2 separate regions of the Homo sapiens genome follow, and region 1 is linked to region 2. The links are chromatin contacts, found by Hi-C or POLR2A ChIA-PET in ENCODE. All regions are on one chromosome and are shown on one strand. The core of a region is the stretch at or near the end of the contact, and the rest is flanking DNA. Distances in the headings are between cores, read along the strand shown.

Evidence for each region. A loop is a pair of places that touch in the nucleus more often than their neighbours do. ChIA-PET counts read pairs that join two places held with the same protein, here RNA polymerase II (POLR2A). Pooled maps may share reads with other maps.
Region 1: a pooled map shows a loop between it and region 2 (2.4-fold over the local background). The contact joins two enhancer-like sites. A Hi-C loop is called at or near these places in 1 of 37 single-sample maps with no recorded cell type and 2 of 50 pooled maps. POLR2A ChIA-PET finds 5 or more read pairs at or near these places in 3 of 52 experiments (PC-9, activated CD4-positive, alpha-beta T cell and activated T-cell).

What each region holds. Positions count from the first base shown.
Region 1 is chr17:63,188,922-63,193,767 of GRCh38, reverse strand. All of the region lies in intron 5 of TANC2 (tetratricopeptide repeat, ankyrin repeat and coiled-coil containing 2), which reads right to left. Among named protein-coding and RNA genes, the nearest start is that of TANC2, 230 kb to the right of the region's middle. Within about 2 kb of position 2,012, at least 5 of the 41 ENCODE cell types and tissues checked have a DNase peak (open chromatin) inside an H3K27ac peak, as active enhancers do.
Region 2 is chr17:63,138,338-63,143,177 of GRCh38, reverse strand. All of the region lies in intron 4 of TANC2 (tetratricopeptide repeat, ankyrin repeat and coiled-coil containing 2), which reads right to left. Among named protein-coding and RNA genes, the nearest start is that of TANC2, 170 kb to the right of the region's middle. Within about 2 kb of position 2,782, at least 3 of the 41 ENCODE cell types and tissues checked have a DNase peak (open chromatin) inside an H3K27ac peak, as active enhancers do.

The sequences.
Region 1 (4,846 bases), core at 763-3,262, 51 kb before region 2:
GATTATAAATGTGAGGCAGAAAAAAAATTTTACCTAAAATGAGTATCTGTTTATGTTAGGTTGACTTACCGTCCATATTTATTCAGGCTTTGTTCTAAATTCAGAGCATTTAATCTCACCTTGTAACAATCCACAGTAGCACAGATTTTAAAGGACTTTACAAAAATCTTTTTATGGGGTCAGATATATCCATTAGCATTACAAGCATTAACTGAAGTGTCATACGGTTTGATGCCAAAACAACAGCATCACAAAACACAATCATATCCTATTATTTAGGATATTCAGTATTACACAGTAAACCACTCCAAATGCTAAGAAGGTAAGATCTGCATTGTTATTATTCCATTTAACATTTATATCAACTTCTCTAATAAAGTCACAAGCTGGGGGTCAGAGATAGGGTATATGTGTATTTTTGTGTATTAGTACTGAACTCAAGTTCCATCTGTGAAAAATCTCTACAAAACTCTCACTGAATGTATGTCAAGGTAGAAAAACAAGGCTCTATTTTTCCTCTCCTATTATCCTCCCAGAGGCAACATAAATAGATTTCTTTGCCACAGAACAGAAATAAGAGAATCAGTAGGGTTATTTTTATGTTATAAACATTTAGATAACTTATTTTTTTCTCAAGAACAATTGAAAGCTTCTTATTCCTTGATAAAATGAAAAGGCAAAACTGGTCTCTTCAAATTAATGAGTAACACTTTCCTCCCTCCTAAAGGTTAAACTAACTAATCTTTTGCAAATTTTTCTCATTGTAGATTCCAGACCTCTAGATATTCTGGGGCTCTATTTCACTGTCTCCTACAAAGTTACTCTGATAATAAGTGTTTCCTATGTACATGGTTAACAACAGATACGAGAATTTATACAACACGGAGATATAGTCATTGACTTTGAAAAGTTTATAATCTATATGGAAAATAAGAGTATATATTTATTTAGCATATACTTACATAATGCTTATGATGTACAAGTCACTAGTGTAAACACTTTACATATATTAGCTTAACCTTCATAACTTTAGATTCCACTTTCTAAGGTAGAAATTATTACCCTCATTTTACAGATGAGAAAATAGAGGCACAGATACATTAAATTATTTGCTCAAAGTAATAAAACCAGTAAATGGCAGAGCCAGGATTAGAACTTGAGCTCCCTGACTCCAGAATCTATGCTCCCAATGAGCACAACACAGTGTCTTCCTCACTGGAAAGAAATATTACAAATGGTGAGAATGTCTGAATAAGAGATAACTTGTAATAATAGGCATATTGCTCATAGCATGTTAATCTCAATAATCTTAACAAAGCATGTTGTAAACACTAAGTAAGGTAATCGAATGGAGGTTCTTAAGAGACAGATAACTGCAACCCTTTCTACATTACTACTTTCAGTACTTCCAAGTACTAATGCAGAAAGAAGTTCAAGAATTCTTCTGTGAGTGGCTATATTAGATACTGCTACCACACCAGGTCCTTTTCATCTGGTTTGACTGGTATTTTTTAAACCTTGCTAAATCTACTTTTTCTTTCCTATTTACTTACCTCGTCTCAAAATATCATTTGAGGATGACATTAATATATTATCTGTCGTGCACTCTATAACGAAAGAAATCCGATACCAGGTTATGATACGAAAAAACTATCTTTGGCAATTACATTTGTTTTGAACTTTTCTTATTTGTTGATCTTGAGTAAAATTTTACACATTATGAAAGGCCTAGTAGATGAATTAGTGGGGGCTTCTCAAATAACAGACAGGGACCTAATTGCGAATCCCTCCATCTTAAGTCTTAGATTATCAACGGCTGCCTCTGTCTCCTCTTCCTGAAAGTATGCCAGGATTTCTGGTGGAATAAAGTAGAAACAGTAGAGGCACTTCCTTTCTGGTTTCTAGATTACAGACTTAACTGTCAGTAACCTCTTCCCTATTCCACTTTCATTTCCTATTTTAAAATAAATTAAAAATAGTTACTTCTGAAAACAAACAAGGGTGGGGCCAGGCGCGGTGGCTCATGCTTGAAATCCCAGCACTTTGGGATGCCGAGGCAGGTTGATCACTTGAGCCCAGGAGTTCAAGACCAGCCTGGGCAACGTGGTGAAACCCCGTCTCTGCAAAAAATACAAAAATTGGCTGGGTGTGGTGGCGCGCGCCTGTGGTCCCAGCTACTTAGGAGACTGAGGCAGGAGAACTGCTTGAACCCAGGAGGCCGAGGTAGCAGTTAGCCATGATCATGTCACTGCACTCCAGCCTGGGCAACAGAGCAAGATCCTGTCTGAAAAATAAATAATATATTTTTTTAAAAGGTGGGAATATCTGAAATATATTTTGAAGTTGCTCTGTAGGACCAGATGAACAGCTTCTCACTTGCAGGAATTTATTAGTTTGGTGCAAAAGTAATTGAGGTTTTTGCCATTATGGCACCATTAAAGGTAATGGCAAAAACCACAATTACTTTTGCACCAACATAATAGTGTATTCAAATACTGTATGTTGAAACACAAAGCCAGGTCCTCCCCTCCAAACCATTTCATTTAAAATATGCTTAAAATGTCACCAGGTCACGCATTTTCATTTTTTTCCTACTTAGTGTACGTTGATTCTGCATTCTTCCTTAAATACTACCATTTTTCTTCCCTTTTTGTTTCATTTCTACTTCCCACTTGCAAGTAACTGCTACGATAAAACCTCTCTGCCTGCAAAATGAAAATTTACCAGGAGAAAAAAGTCTGGCCAGTGGAATAAAGATAGCCTTTTTCCCCCTCATTACAATTAACAATAGGGCCATTTGAAGATCACTAAAAGGGAGGATTTAATGGAAATAGTGGTAGCTTAAGAGAGAGAAATCAGTGCTAAATTATCAGGGTTATTGGGTTCTTAATTTTTAAGAACAGAGAAAGTGATTTAAAAAAATTTAAGAAAATTCTTTGACATACTTTAAAGATTGTCTGGTCTTTGGAGGCAATGTGTATTTTAGAATGAGTTTCATCCATATTGTGTGTATCAAATCTTCTTTTTTTGCAGGGGGGAGGGTGCATTATGGTTTTCCATGTTCATGGTTTGGAAGACAATTTTGTTATGATATCAATACTCCCCAAATCAATCTACCAATTTAATGCAATCCTTATCAAAATTCCAGCTGCTTGCTTACTCGCTTCCTTTCCTTCTTCCCTTATTTTTGCAGAAATTGACCAGCTGATCATAAAAATTATATGGAAATATAAGGGGCCCAAAATTAAAAAACAACCTTTAAAAAGAAGAACAGAGTTGGAAGACTCACATTTCCTATTTTCAAAATTTATTACAACGCAACATTAATCAAGGCAGTATGGTACTGGCATCAGAATAGACCAATGAAATAAAGAGTCCAGAAATAATACTCTTACATTATGGTCAATTGATCTTTTTTTTTCTTTTCTAGGACAGGGTCTCGCTCTGTTGCCCAGGCTGGAATGCAGTGGTACAACCATGGCTCACTGCAGCCTCGACCTCCTGGGCTCAAGCAATCCTCTTGCCTCAGCCTCCTGAGTAGCTAGGGCTACAGGTATGCACTGCCATGCCTGGATAATTTTTTTAAAAATTTTTTTGTAGAGATGGTGCCTCATTATGTTGCCCAGGCTGGTCTTGAACTCCTGGGCTTAAGCAATCCTCCCACTTCACCCTCCCAAAGTGCTAAAATTACAGGCATGAGTCACCATTCCTGCCTTGGCCAAATGATTTTTAACAAGGATGCAATGACAATTCAATGGGAAAAAATAATCTCTTCAACGGTGTTGGGACAACTGGATAACCACAAACAAAGGTATGAAGATGAAGCCCTACCTCATATATCAAAATTAACTAAAAATGTATTGTGGACCTAAATGTATAAGCTAAAACTATAAAACTCTTAGAAGAAAACATGGTAGTAAACTTTGTGACCTTTGGTTAGGCAATGATTTCTTAGATATGACACTAAAAGCACAAGTGACAAAAGGAAAAACAGATAAATCAGACTTCATCAATATTAAGAAGTGTCATGCTTCAAAGGATACCATCAAGAGAGTGAAAAGACAACCCACTAAATGGGAGAAAATATATGTGAATCATGTGTTCAAGGGACTTGAACCCAGACTACATAAAGAACTCCTACTACTCAACCATAAAAAGGCAAATAAATGAATTAGAACATAGGCAAAATACTGGAATAGACATTTCACCAAAGAGGGTATACAAATGGTCAATAAGTACATGAAAGGATGTTTGACATAATTAGTCATTAAGGGAAATGCAAATCAAAACCACAAGGAGATATCAAGTTATATCCACTAGGATGGGTAAAACAAAAAAGACAAGCAATAAGAAATAGTGAAATTTATTGGAACCTTCATACAATAATGGTAGCAATGTAAAATTGTGCAGACACTTTGAAAATAGTTTGGCAGTTCCTCAAGATGTTACACATAGAGTTACCATGTGACTCAGCAGATCTACTCCTAGGCATATACCCAAAAGAACTGAAAACACACATCAACTTGTACATGAATGGTCATAGCAGTGTTATTCATAACAGTCAAAAATAGAACCCCACTGTCCCTCAAATGGTGAATGGATAAATAAAATGTCATATATTCCCATTAGGGAACATTTGGCCATGAAAAAAAAAGAAATACTGATACATGCCATAAAATGAAAGAACACTCACTGAAAGTATTGTGCTAAGAAAATCAGACACAAAAGACTACATATTGTGTGATTCCAATCATATGAAATGTCTGGAATAGGCAAATCTGTGGAAATAAAAAGTAGACAAGCCATTGCCTAGGACTGGGTTGTGTGGGGAGTGACTGTGAATGGG
Region 2 (4,840 bases), core at 1,533-4,032:
ATGACAGTTTAAATGAAAATTATTTTGTTAGAAACCTGCAATAACTATTTGTAAACCAATTCCATAAAACATATGAGCTGTTCCCTTCAATTCAATGAATGCTTCTGTGTTCCTACCATGTGCACAGAGCAGTAAGAAATGCTTCAGGGGATTCAAACATAATTAAGACAGTGTCCAGCCTAAAGGAACTTAATGAGGGGGTAAGACAGAAGAAGAACAGCTATGATACAAACAGGAGAAAGCCAAGTGCCATGAAAATGGGACAAAACATAGGCTACACAATTTAAAGAGAAAAATGTATTGCAGATGCCCCCCAACTCATCGGAGTTTAATATATGTTAATTTTCTATTAACAATTGGAATTATAAGGTGATTTTAAGAAACTCGTTTCAGAAGACCCATTAATTTCACTAATTTATCTTTTTTTAAAGTTTCATGAAAATTTTATGGTTACAACAATTGAAAAATAACTGGAGAAAAACATGCTCACAGCTTATGTCTTTAAAAATTTGGAAAGCACAAATTAAACCCCAAATCAGGCAGAAAAATAAAACCATAAAGATTAAAGCAGAACTCAATGAAACAGCAAATAAACTTATTTGCTTTTCAGAGGAAAATGATGAAACGAGAATTTAATTCTTTGAAAAGATAAACAAAATAGAAAAAACTTACTCTAGACTGACAAAGAGAAACAGCAAAACATGAACTATCAAATTAGGAATAAAAATGGGGCCATCACTATTGACTCTGCAGAAACGTAAAGGACTATAAGGGCATATTAATAACAACTTTAAGCCAACAAATTTGATAACTTAGATGAAATGGGCAAATTCACAGAAAGACACAAATTATCAAAACTCATTCATTAAGACATGGAAAAATCTGAATAGATTTATAACAAGTAAATAAACTGAATTAGTAATTAAACATCTTACCACAAAAAAGCCCAGTCTCAGTTGTCACCACTGGTGAATCCTAACAACTGCCTTAAGAAGAAATAATAGCACTCCTTTACAAACTCCACCAGAAAATTAAGAAAGAAGTTGGGACAGGAGCAAGTGACTTAGAAAATCAAGTTACTTCAGATATATGTGGCTAGACTTTATACCAACAGTGTATAAGAAATCTGTAGCAATGTCTGGCTTATGAATTTAGTTTGTTCTAACTTAGTTCAATCAATTAAAATAAATATCATCACACTTTGCCTTGTTTTAAAAATTAATGATACCATTTTAATGTTTATCAAGTAAAAAAGTTTAAAAACTTTTTCCAACATTACATCTATAGACGGTAGTTTTCTTATAGAGCTTTATACAAACTTTTAATTTTGCTCTGATCTTATTTGGCACTCAAATAAGAATTAAATGTAACAATTTTTTTTAAAATGAGTATTTAAATGGAAGAGAAAACATCCCTAAATTTTGTTTTAGAAAGACTGATGAAATGGGATCATTCTGTTGGGTCTTATAGATGGCCTATTTCTTTTAGTTAGTGATGCAAAACTTCTTGCTAGAGCCCAGTTCTAATGTGAGGTACACAGCTCTAAAAACAATTACCTCACTTTCAAAAAAAGCTATGTAACGACAAATAAAAATACTTTTTTTTTTTTCTTGAGACAGAGTCTCGCTCTGTCACCCAGGCTGAAGTGCAGTGGCACAATCTAGGCTCACTGCAACCTCACCTTCTGGGTTCATGCAATTCTCCCACCTCAGCCTCTGGAGTAGCTGGGATTACAGCTGTGCACCACCATGCCGGGCTAATTTTTTTTTTTTTTTTTTTTTTTTTTTTTTTTTTTTTTAGTAGAAACGGGGTTTTAGCATGTTGGCCAGGCTGGTCTTGAACTCCTGACCTCAAGTGATCCGCAAACACTGGCCTCCCAAAGTGCTGGGATTACAGGCATGAGCCACCACACCCAGCCTATTTTATACTTTTATTTAAATTTTTACCTAAGCTCATTCGACCTTTGTAATTTTTCTATGTAAAATACATTAATCCTGTTTTGCAGATGGGAAAACAGAATCATAAGATCTCTTGTCCAAGATTACAGTAATTAAGTGGTAGATCACAGATTCATATCCTGATATTTTGATTTCAAATATTATAATATTTCATTTATAATACTCTTCCTGGGCAGGCATGGTGGCTTGCGCCTGTAATCCCAGCACTTTGGGAGGCCAAGGCAGGTGAATCACTTGAGGTCAGGAGTTCAAGACCAGCCTGGCCAACATGGCGAAACCCCATCTCTACTAAAACTACAAAAATTAGCCAGGTGTAGTGGTGGTGAGGGCCTGTAGTCCCAGCTACTCGGGAGGCTGCAGCAGCAGAATTGCTAGAACCTGGGAAGCAGAGGATGCAATGAGCCAAGATGGTGCCTCTACACACAGCCTGGGCAACAAAGCGACACTCTGTCTCAAAAACAAAACAAAAAACTGTTTCTCAAGGTATGGGACTGATTTTAGGATGTAAAAGATGATTTAAAATCATCCATAAAAACGGCAGTAAATAGCACTGAATTACATAGCGCAGTGGGCATTACTAGTGCCCACCAATATCCTGGTCTCCATTCCCTTCTAGGCAGAGGGGTGACTACAATTACCAGCTGTTGTGCAGTTTAGAAGACTAGTTTGAGCCAATGAAATAAAAGCAGAAGTGACATAGTCCCTGCATGATTCTACAGTGTATCTCTTCCTCTGACAGAAAAATCATGATGAAAGTCTCACGTTGAGATAGTGAAACTACAAGATTGAAGCAGCAATAAAGGACAGCTGCCCTGGAGAGTTGCCAACATTTGTTGGGTGAATTAGAAACCAACATTTGTTGTATGAATCTGCTGCCATTTTAAAGATGGTTTGTTATGGCAATATAGTTTAGCCTATTCTGACTAATGAAATTGCTACAAAAGTTACTCTTTTCAATTATCTGTCAATCCTTCTGAATCTGTCAAGAAGAAAATTTTAATGTGCGGCTAGTATCAGCTAATCCTCCTTTTTAACAGAGAGAGTTGAGCTTCAGAATCATTTGAAGGTTTAAGTAGCCAGATTAATGTTCTAGTTAATCTTCTAGTTATGTTCATGATATTGATTTTCTAGTTTGACTAGTAGTATAAAGTTTCTTTAAAAGTAAATTATTTAAACAAAAGCATGAAATTCCAAGAAAATATTAGGTTAAACAAAAAGTAGTTATAATCAGGTGGGGCAAAAATCATGAAAATCCTATACCAAATGAATGAAATTAAGAAACAGTGCAGGTACCAACATGTATTTCTTTCTTTCTTGAGATAGGGTCTTGCTCTGTCACCCTGGCTGAAGTGCAGTAGTGTGATCACAGCTCGCTGCAGCCTTGACCTCCTGGGATCAAGTGATCCTCCTACCTCTGCCTCCTGAGTAGCTGGCGTTACAGGCGCATGCCACCACACCCAGCTAATTTATAAAAATGTTTTGTACAGACAGGGTCTCACTATGTTGCCCAGGCTGATCTCAAACTCCTTGCTTCAAGCAATACTCCTCAGCCTCCCAAAGTGCTGGGATTATAGGCATGAACCACCACGCCCAGTGGCCAAACTCTATTTCATCATACACAGTCTCGCTCTTGTTGCCCAGGCTAGAATGCAGTGGTATGATTTTGGCTCACTGTAACCTCCACCTGTCAGGATCAAACAAGTAGCTGGGACTACAGGCCTGTGCCACCAAGCCCGATTAATTTTTTTGTATTTTTAGTAGAGATGAGGTTTTGTCATGTTGGCCAGGATGGTCTGGAATTCCTGAGCTCAAGCAACCACCCACTTCTGCCTCCCATAGTGCTGGGAATACAGGAGTGAGCCACTGCACCCGGCCAAACTCTATTTCAATAGAGCAACTTGACTTAATTCTCCATTTTCTGTCTAGTTTGTGTTGAGTTATAAGCAAAACATTTAGGCAAGTGCATTTAAGTTGGTGTTCAGTATGAAGGACACAAGTGGCATTACAGTCATGACTGGAATACTGGTTAGGTAATAAGAGAATTGGGAGATAACAAGTATAAACAGAGAAAGTAATAAGTTAAAAAAAGACTTCTCATATGAACAGACATAATTATTTGAGCAATCTAGTCATTTGATGAGATAGATAATCAGAGCAGTCTCCTCTTAAAAAATTTTTGCCATCTTTTCAGAAGGGCCAATCCAGTTCTCTATACTTTTAATAGCCTTCAATTCCACGGATGGCATAGTCAGAGGTCAAAAGTGAAGAAAGAGGAAGCACAGACTGAATCTGTGTGTGGTACACACGTGTAATCTGTGAAGAATCTATGTCCATGGTTACAATGCAGCTTCGTAACTTAGACAAGTGTGGTATGTCAATACAGAAAAGCTGTAGTTACTGTATTAAAGTGAGAGTAAATCATGAGGTCATTCTTGAAAGCTTTAGAGTGGGTTCTCACTCAAAGTTTCTAAATTGTGTTACCACACTTTGAAATATGTGAAGGATTTTATCATGACCAAACCTGGCACAGAAAGAAAAATCTTTTAAAAACATGTTTCTGATCATTAAGAAAGAGAAAGGAAAAGATAGGTAAGATGGTGAAGAGACGTATTTCATTTCAGAGGATAGAAGAAGAATACAGATTGACAAGAAGGGACAGGATATGCAAGTACACAGCCTAAAGTAGCCCTTCCAACAACCGTCCAAGCAGAACAAGGGCTATTAGCACTAATACAAAAGAAAGAAAGCAATGTTTTCATCTTAATGAACTGTTTGAGAAAGACTGAAGTTTCTCAAGCTCAATTTCAGCCTATGTATTTATAAAAATTATGGTCCTCTCACAAAGATGTATCACTACAGTTACAGTACAATTATGTTTTCTC